Regions from separate parts of the Homo sapiens genome. Here regions 2 and 3 are each linked to region 1. The links are chromatin contacts, found by Hi-C or POLR2A ChIA-PET in ENCODE. All regions are on one chromosome and are shown on one strand. Each heading gives the region's core, a stretch centred on a gene start or an enhancer-like site at or near the end of the contact. The rest is flanking DNA. Distances are from core to core; before and after follow the strand shown.

Evidence for each region. A loop is a pair of places that touch in the nucleus more often than their neighbours do. ChIA-PET counts read pairs that join two places held with the same protein, here RNA polymerase II (POLR2A). Pooled maps may share reads with other maps.
Region 2: a map of CD8-positive, alpha-beta T cell shows a loop between it and region 1 (4-fold over the local background). The contact joins the promoter of LINC02427 here to the promoter of CDKN2AIP in region 1. A Hi-C loop is called at or near these places in 4 of 168 maps with a recorded cell type or tissue (CD4-positive, alpha-beta memory T cell, CD8-positive, alpha-beta T cell and naive thymus-derived CD4-positive, alpha-beta T cell), 1 of 37 single-sample maps with no recorded cell type and 17 of 50 pooled maps. POLR2A ChIA-PET finds 5 or more read pairs at or near these places in 2 of 52 experiments (CD4-positive, alpha-beta memory T cell and PC-9).
Region 3: a map of CD8-positive, alpha-beta T cell shows a loop between it and region 1 (7-fold over the local background). The contact joins the promoter of ACSL1 here to the promoter of CDKN2AIP in region 1. A Hi-C loop is called at or near these places in 2 of 168 maps with a recorded cell type or tissue (both CD8-positive, alpha-beta T cell), 2 of 37 single-sample maps with no recorded cell type and 17 of 50 pooled maps. POLR2A ChIA-PET finds 5 or more read pairs at or near these places in 2 of 52 experiments (MCF 10A and OCI-LY7).

The regions. Positions count from the first base shown.
Region 1 is chr4:183,443,323-183,446,044 of GRCh38, reverse strand. CDKN2AIP (CDKN2A interacting protein) reads right to left here and starts at 1,409. Exons shown (of 3, transcript NM_017632.4): 1 at 976-1,409; 2 at 380-510. The coding sequence starts at 1,247. RefSeq lists an enhancer at 955-1,104 and a silencer at 1,385-1,934.
Region 2 is chr4:184,536,295-184,538,994 of GRCh38, reverse strand. It overlaps LINC02427 (long intergenic non-protein coding RNA 2427), which reads left to right and starts at 1,412. Exons shown (of 3, transcript NR_147158.1): 1 at 1,412-1,493. RefSeq lists enhancers at 1,072-1,401, 1,472-1,681.
Region 3 is chr4:184,824,446-184,827,262 of GRCh38, reverse strand. It overlaps ACSL1 (acyl-CoA synthetase long chain family member 1), which reads left to right and starts at 1,295. Exons shown (of 21, transcript NM_001995.5): 1 at 1,295-1,347. LOC105377587 (a long non-coding RNA gene) reads right to left here and starts at 1,092. Exons shown (of 3, transcript XR_939564.4): 1 at 292-1,092. RefSeq lists enhancers at 117-396, 567-616, 223-726, 1,977-2,046 and a silencer at 847-1,806.

The DNA.
Region 1 (2,722 bases), core at 160-2,659:
TACAAAACGGGTGATGAGACAAATACACATTAAAATAAAGGCACAAAGTGAAAACATTTCAAGACTAATCGTTTCTTTAAAAAGTGTGGAGTCATTAATTTCTTAAAACAGTGTTGAATAACATCATGAATGTCTAATATTAAAAAAATAACAGCATCAGACAACAGTGGACACTTCAAAATCTAAAGCAGTCAAAGCAAACTATCAAATTCAAAGCCTAAAGACACAGATATATACTTTAGGTTTAACATTCCAACTTTATTACTTATTAATAACATAAAAATTCTGGCTTGTTAAAAAAATTAGTAACAATAATTCCTAATTATATCAAACTTATGCTCTAAACTCCTATGTATGTTCACATCTATGATCTGCTAACCATTGCTACTCGATATCCCTCTTTTCTTCACCTTGGCAACCAGTTCATCTCTTGTTGTATAGGTTGGAGCATCTGTCACTTTGATGCCTTCAGCCATACTAAGTATTTTATCCATAACTTTTTGAGGGTATCTGAAAAAGAAGGAAAAGTCATTTTTAAAAAGTGTTTTTTCTAAGGTCCTACTTGTGCAAAAAACAGGCCACAGGGACTGCATTTCCTGGCTGCAATCAAGAAAGTGAACCAACCGCCAAGAACTGTTTCCTGGAACCCCATAAACAAGTGCCCCAGGGTCTGGGAGGCAGGGCACCTCCTCACTAATCTTAAATCTCGCACCCGTCCCCAAGAGCGTTGTTCCCTAACACAAGCAACCCTACCAGCAGCTGCGCCCACACCACCGGGCACACAGACGTCCGGGAATCATGTCGGCTCCTCGCAGGGACGCCCTTCTCCCCCTTAGAGGGCAGCCGGGCCGGCGGATTCCCGCGCTTCACAACTTCCCCTCCCCGCCGAGGCCGGTCCCGCGGAGGGCGCCGGGCCCCGGTCTGCAGGTGGCACACAAAACGAGGCGTGCTGGTTAGGGACGCTGCCTCACTCACCGGCACCCGAGGAAGACGTGGTTCGCCCAGGCCATGGAAAAGGAGATGAGCTGCTGCAGCTGCCGGTTTCGGGTCCCGCTCTCGGCGTCGGCAGCTTCATCCGTGCTAGCGGAGGCAGCGCCGCCAGCGGGGGCCAGGTCCCCGGCGTTGCGAAGCAAAAAATCCCGGCGGTGGCGCCAGTGTTTGTCAGTCTCGCCGTCGCAGCGCAGCGCCTCCACCCAGGCTGCCACCCGCGGGTTCTGGCTCAGGTACTCCGACACCTCCTGCGCCATGTTGGGCCTGCAGGCCGCGAACACAGCTGCACCGGGAGACAGGCAGGACTAGCGGGGCGAGCGGCCCTGTCACTGCGGCCTGCACCCGCGGCCCTCCAGATAACGCCCCTCCGCAGGCCTAAAGACCAAACAACAGCGCCCAGAGCCGCCGAACCGCCCACTTCCGCCCACCGCCGGCTTCTTCCCTTTTATAACCTCGCCGCCGCCGCGCGCCCTCGCGTTCTTCCGGCGCGAGCCGGCGCTCCCAAGACGCTTTGCGGCGCCGGGGCCGCTGCGACGCTGCGTCCCCGTGAGGCCACGGAGGGCACCCCGGGGGTGAGGTGGGCGGGCGTCGGGCGTCTCCCGCCCCACGAGGGCGGACTGCAAGTCGAGCTGGCCTGGGACGACCGAGTCTCGGCGGAACCCCGGGCGTTCTGTCCTCGCTTTGTGACGCCGCGCGCTCCTGCCGTCCTCCTCCCCCGCCGGGTCAGCTGCGGCGCCGGGAGCAGAGGCGAGAGGGGCAGGGCCCGGGCAAGGGAGGCAGCCGGGCGCGGCGGCCAAAGTCCGCTAGGGGGGCGTCCCGGGGGACCTTGAGCCGCCCGCAGCCGCGGGGCCTGTGGTCTCCGCCCTGAGACGCCTGTGTGTGAGCGGGGCCAAAACAAACAAAAGCCGGCCTCCATGTTAGAGTGTTGGGAGCTGCGTCTCGCGCTGCTTTCAGTGTGCCCGAGCGAAGCGTTCCGAGGCCGTCGGGGTCTCCGCGCCTTCAGGAGGGCGGGAGTGCCAGTCCCCTTACATAGCAGCAGTAGACAGTAAGGTCACACGAGGACCTGGCTCCGTGTTGCCGTGAGGCTTGCAGCCTTCGAAGCTGGCCCTGGCCCCGCAGCGGTAGGGCTTGTTCCCGCAGTTTATTAGGTCTCTAGTTAATCCAGGCATTGCCTTCCTGTTCTGGTCAGTAGGAAAACAACACCCCGACAACGCTCTGTCTCTAGAATTTCCTAAAATCAACAGCTTTACCACCAACCGGCAGATGTCCGGAGGTGGAGTGGAAATGTACCTATTTATCTATAGGGCCCCAAACCTCTCTCCCTGTTAGAGCTGTTTTTTCCTTCTATATATTTTTTTCCACTTTACATTTCCCACAGTTACGTACTCTAACTGCTGGCTGGCTTATTGTTACGTTTCCCATTCCAGGTATACATGCACTGTAAGATAAATACGTTAAATGATATAAATTATGAAATTTTTCTTTCAATAAATGTAGACTTTGATGTAAAAATGCATGAATCAGAATAAGCAAGCAAAAAAAGGTCACTTTAGGTAAGATCAGATAAGGTTAACTGTGTAATTTATGTGCATGCTGGAACAAAATACAGCTATTGTATGAAAACAATATTGCCCATTTTCCTGCCATACCAAAAGAAACTACATAAAAACGGAGGCACAAAGAAATTTTGAAGCTTTGTGATTTTGCTTCTAGTTTGCTGTTCTTTCCTCCT
Region 2 (2,700 bases), core at 163-2,662, 1.1 Mb before region 1:
TGGTGTGCAGTGGCACAGTTTCAGCTCACTGCAACCTCTGCCTCTCAGGCTTAAGCGATTCTTCTGCCTTATTCTCCCGAGTAGCTGGGACTACAGGTGCGTGCCACCACGCCCAGGTAATTTTTGTATTTTTAGTAGAGACGGGGTTTCACCATGTTGGCCAGGATGGTCTTGAACTCTTGACCTTGTGATCCGCCCGGCTCGGCCTCCCAAAGTGCTGGGATTACAGGTATGAGCAATCGTGCACGGCCATAATTTTTTTGGTTTTCTTTTCTTTTCTAGAAAGAAACAGGGAGGAAGGAAGGAAGGAAGAGAGGAAGGATCTGAAGTAAATATGATAAAACTTTGTCGTAGATACCAAGGTGTTTAAAAATTGCTCTATGTGTTTTTCTTTATACTTATTTCAAACCAAAAAATTATTTCATCTTTGTAAACAATGAGGAAAATACACATAAGTTTTATAAAATGCAACACTCTCATCCAAAGAAGACTAATTTTAACATTTTGATGTATATGAGTCCAGACTGTGCCATACGTTCATTTGCCTACAAGTCCTAATATATAATATGCGTTGGTGCTTTTTGTTGTTGTTTTTTTTGGGGGGATAGTTTTTGAAGAAGCCAAAAATTTTTTAAAAAGTTCTATTTATAAGGTAGATGACTCTGAGGTTTGTTCTTTCTCTGAGTCTGCGTCGGCTCGCCTTCCTTGATTCTACGACGTTTTGTCACAGTTCCACAGTCCCGTTTGTAGATCGTGTGGGTTATTCTTCACCCCACTCTGTCCACTTGGGGGCTATCTCAGTCCATTTCAGATCTGAGACTGGACGGAGGCCGACACCCGTTTCCAAGCCAAGTCTTCCTGTGCGGCCGACATTCATCAGATCACCCTCCCTCTGTGAAACGAGGTCTCCTAACGGCACCCCCTGACTTTTTTTCGACACCCTCATACATTTGGCCCTCGGTATCCACAGTGTTCCCCACCGATGGATTCAATCAACCAGGAATCGAAAATATCCTTTAATAAATTGCATCTGTACTGAACACGTACAGACTTTTCCTTACCATTATTCCCTAAACAACACAGTATAACAATTATTTACATTGCATTAGGTATTAGAAATAATCCAGAGAAGATTTAAAGTACACGGAGGATGTGCGTAGGCGATATGCAAATATTACGCCATTTTATATCAGGGACTTGAGCATTCCGGATTTGGTATCAGCACAGGTCCTGGAACCAATTCCCCAAGGATGTGGAAGGAGGACTGTATCATTCAGGAAAAAGTACAATCCTCTGCGGTGCTGCCCCCAGCTCCCCGCCTTCACCACTGCGCCTGCGCCTCCGAGAACGGACTACAACTCCCAGGATGCACCGCGCCCGCCACCGCCCTGGCAGCCCGACTTCCTGCTGGAGGTTTCCTGTGGCTTGGGGCTCCGCCCGGTATGGGGAAAGTTTAAGGCGGAAGAGCCCTCGTTTGTCGGCTGCTTGGGAAGGTATTGGGAACAGCTTATGTTTTTCTTTCACAAAAAAGCAGCAGGCACCACAGAGAGAGACGGCTGTCTAGTTTTTTGTTGGGCACAGATCTTGCTTCTCTGAACCGGGAGAGAGGTGTTTGCCCCTCGCTGCGGGGGCCCAGCACAGGTGGTTCCTGCTGGCTGTTGTCCTTGGTCACATCGTCCTTGGAGTTGTAGGAATCCCTCCCAGACTGTGGGATAGGCTGACAATCTTGGATATTATTGTAGTGGTGAATGTTTTCTCTTTAAGGGATTTCAGTGGGAAATTTAGAGGAACGTAGAGGAGGCTGTTGGGTATTTTACCCTGCGTGCTTCCTTTAGAGATTGTTCTGAGCTGTGTACTTTGTAATCCTTGGGCCCGGGATTCTTATCATGTTCTTTTCACTGGTTTTGGTTAATGTGTTTGTTCTGAAGACAGTAGCCTGGGGGAATGAGACATCTCCTTAAGGCGCCGCTTGACTGACAGACACCCTTAATGTATGTAATTCATGGAAAACTACAGTCCCCACCTCACCCCCCTAAAAAAGCAAAACATCTGAGTTAGGGGGTGTGTCAGATTGAAATGGTTGAAGAGTGAATGGTGGCTGGAAGGTGAGCAGTTAGAAGTGATTGCAAATTCCTTTCCAGTATATTGTCAAGAAGGATAGGATGGTGGCCTGACACCCAGCTCTGCTATTTATTCTGTTATCTCTTACAGGTTAGTCTCCCTCTTTGAGTCTTAGTTTCTTGTCTGTAAAATAAGGGTGATATTACCGGTCCTCCCTGCTTGTCAGTTTTTGTGAAGGCAGTTCAAAATAAAGTATGTCAACATAGTTCCTAAACCCCACAGTCTCCCAAAAGTGAGTGAGTTGGTAATCAGTAGAGTGTCCAGTGTAATACAAGGCCAGGGCCGCTAGAAATGCCGTTCAAAGCAGACCGCATCTACAAAATACCTTCACAGTAACAGCTAGATTAGTGTTTGATTAAATAATTTAATTAAATAATAATAATTAATAATAGCCTAGCCAAGTTGACACATAAAACTAACCCTCATACCCCAGAAAGTCTTTGCTCAAATATTATGTTTTCCTAACATTTAAAATTGCAGTCCTACACACGTGTACATCTTCCCTAATATTCTCTCTTCCCGTTCCCCTAGCCTGCTTTCCTTTAGCATTTATTATCTTTGAGCCATCCCTGTATTTCT
Region 3 (2,817 bases), core at 46-2,545, 1.4 Mb before region 1:
TTGCTGGTGTGTGCGTTGTCCTCACCCCACTGCACCACTGCGCCCAGCACACTGTGGGAGACACCCAGGGAAAGTCCTTCAGTTATTTGTGGGAGTGAACTGCAGTGTGGCTGAGGCCTGGAGCGAACCACGGTCAGTTTCCCCTGCCTGCAGCCCAGGCATAGCCCTGCGTTGGTTGTGCCCACACTCTGGGGGCAGCCTGAGTGCCAAGTGTGGTACTGCTCTCACTAGCATTTAACCTCTGTGCCCCAGCTTCCTCTTCTGTGAAAGGACAGTAATGACAGTACCTACCTCACTGGGTTATGAAGATTAAATAGAATAATGTGTACGCAGTGTTTGTAGCAATGCCTGGCATCAAGCACTGGGTAAACAGTATCTATTATTATCAAAGGCCTTTACGACAACAATCATTCTTCAAACGGCCCTCCAGCGAACGCTGGGCGCAAACTCCACGGTAACGGGGACCAATGTTGTTAGAGGTTGAGGTTCCTGGTAGGTCCCAGGTGCTAAAAGGAAGAGCAGCCTTTGGGATGTGAGCCCGAAAACCATCGTGTTGGCTTCTGAAGCCCCAAGATGGGCATGGCAGGGACGCGGAAGCCCTCAGAACCGCGGAAGCCCTCAGAACCGCACAGCAGGTGGCCGCCGTGGTGCAGCGCGCAGTCGGCCCTCAGCTCCCCTGCACCGGCGCGAGCTGCGGGCGCTGCCCACGTCAGGCTCTGCAGACACCAGACAGAAAAGGTCTTCCGGCCAGGGAGCGTGGGGGAAACCCTGTGGGGCCGCGCCCGTCAGTGTCAAGGAAAAACGGAGAGGAAGGCCCTTGCCTCCAGGGCCCTCGCAGCAGAATTCTGCCCGGCCTGCCAGGAGGCCAGCGGGGCACGGGCTGAGGGTGCAGGATCCGGAGGGCGCCGCCCGCCCCTCGGGCATCGCGGGGCCCAGGGTCCGCGGGGCCTCTGAGCTGAGGCGGTCCAATGTACCCTTTGTCCTTCCTCAGATTCATTATGAAATCCGAGGCAGTCTGGGCGACTCCAGCGGCGTTCGCCCGCCGCAGCCTCTCGACCGCCGGCCACCCGCCAGCCACGCGCGCCCAGACAGGAGGGCGGCCGGGCGCTCGGCGGGGCGGGGCCTGCCGGGGGCGGGGCCTGCGGGCGGGGCGGGGCCGCGGGAGGGCGGGGCCGGCGCGGCGAGCGCACCAGCAGCATCCTGGCTCAGCCGCGGCGGTGGCGGGGGCGCAACCAGCGGGCCGAGGCGGCGGCGCCAGCGGCGCCTTAAATAGCATCCAGAGCCGGCGCGGGGCAGGGAGTGGGCTGCAGTGACAGCCGGCGGCGGAGCGGCCGGTCCACGGAGGAGGTGAGTGCGCCCGCCGTGCGGAGCCGCGCCTGCTCCCGCGGCGGTGCCCGGGCCCCGGCCGAGGCGCCGGCTGACGTTGCCCTTCAGGGCCGAGCCCGGAGCAGCGGCCGCCGCGGAGGCGCGTGAGCCACCCCAGGCTCGTGGGGCCGCGCCGCCTTTCCGGCCTCCTGCCCGCGGCCCCGCTTCCCTCGGCAGCCGGAGGCCTCCGGGGTGCCCGTGCTGCCGCAGCTTCCTGTGTCTGAGTCGCGGGCGGCGCGGGCGCGGGGCTGGTGCGCGGCCGGGGATGCGCGCGGGACCGACCCTTGTGTGTGCGGCGGCGGGGACCGGCCCGGCGAAGCAGCCGGAGGCCGCGCTTCGGCTGGGAGGAGGTGGCCCAGCTGGGCCGCTGACGTTGCCCTCGTCCGCGGCCCCCGCCTGCCCAGAGGCCGGGCTCGCGGGCGTTCGGACCGCGCGTGGGGCGAGACTGCACTCGCGCCCGCTGAGATGCCGGCCCCACGCAGCGCGGCGGCACGAGGCCCACAGGCAGCTCAGAGGCCGCTGCCAGAGGCAGACATTCTCTCGGTGACTCCAGAGGAGTGCCCGTGGCCCTTGCACTTGGCCGTGGAGTCATTGATCTAAGGAGTGCTGGCATTTTTTGAAATTGAGAAGCAAAGATGATGTCTGTCACCTGGCAGCGTAGACGGAGAGTGGCGGTAGATGACTTGAATGGACACGTGGATTCGAGTCTGGGGACAGGCGTTCCCCCAGTCGGTGCGTTGTGAGAGTGTGGAAACCCCTTCCCCACTCAGTCCAATTTCAAGGTTATGGAGCATAATTAAGAGTGACCATTCTAAAAGCGTTCTCTAGTGCCCTGGCTAAGACTTTTAAGCTTCTTGGTGCAGGAGTGTCTAAAGTCCCGCGACTCTCACTGCCCTGTCTTTTATTTTCTTGACCTTTGATTAGCGTTGAGAGAAACTGGTTAAATCTTGCAGTTTCTGCCACCCATTTCACAACTTAACCTGTGATTGTCCCAAAGAAAACAATTATTGGCTTCTTGCTAGCAAAAAAATCAAAGGCTTCCGGTTGATTGTTTCTTTCTTTTTTTTCTTTTTTCAAGTGGACGTGGAAGGTTAGGCTGGCTAAAACTTAAAGTTTGAGTTGTAGGTCTGTGCTGGGTAGGCTTGAGAAGATGGAGCTTTTTAAGGAACCATTGCTCGCCATCAGATTGGAGCCAGACAGTGCAGTGTGATATAGTGGAAAAGGACCAGGTCTTGGGAGACTTACTTTCTTGTTCTGACTCAACTCGGAAAACACCTCCCTAGTCTGAGGCCCCCCTCCTTATATTTGTGAACAAACTGCATTAGACTAAAATCTTTCACGAGTCCAAATTCTGCGACTAGAAAAATAAACTTGTTAGCCGCACACCTTATACCTCTCCCCTTTAAAACAGACATATTAAAGACTTCTGTTTTCTGAATTTACTGTAAACAG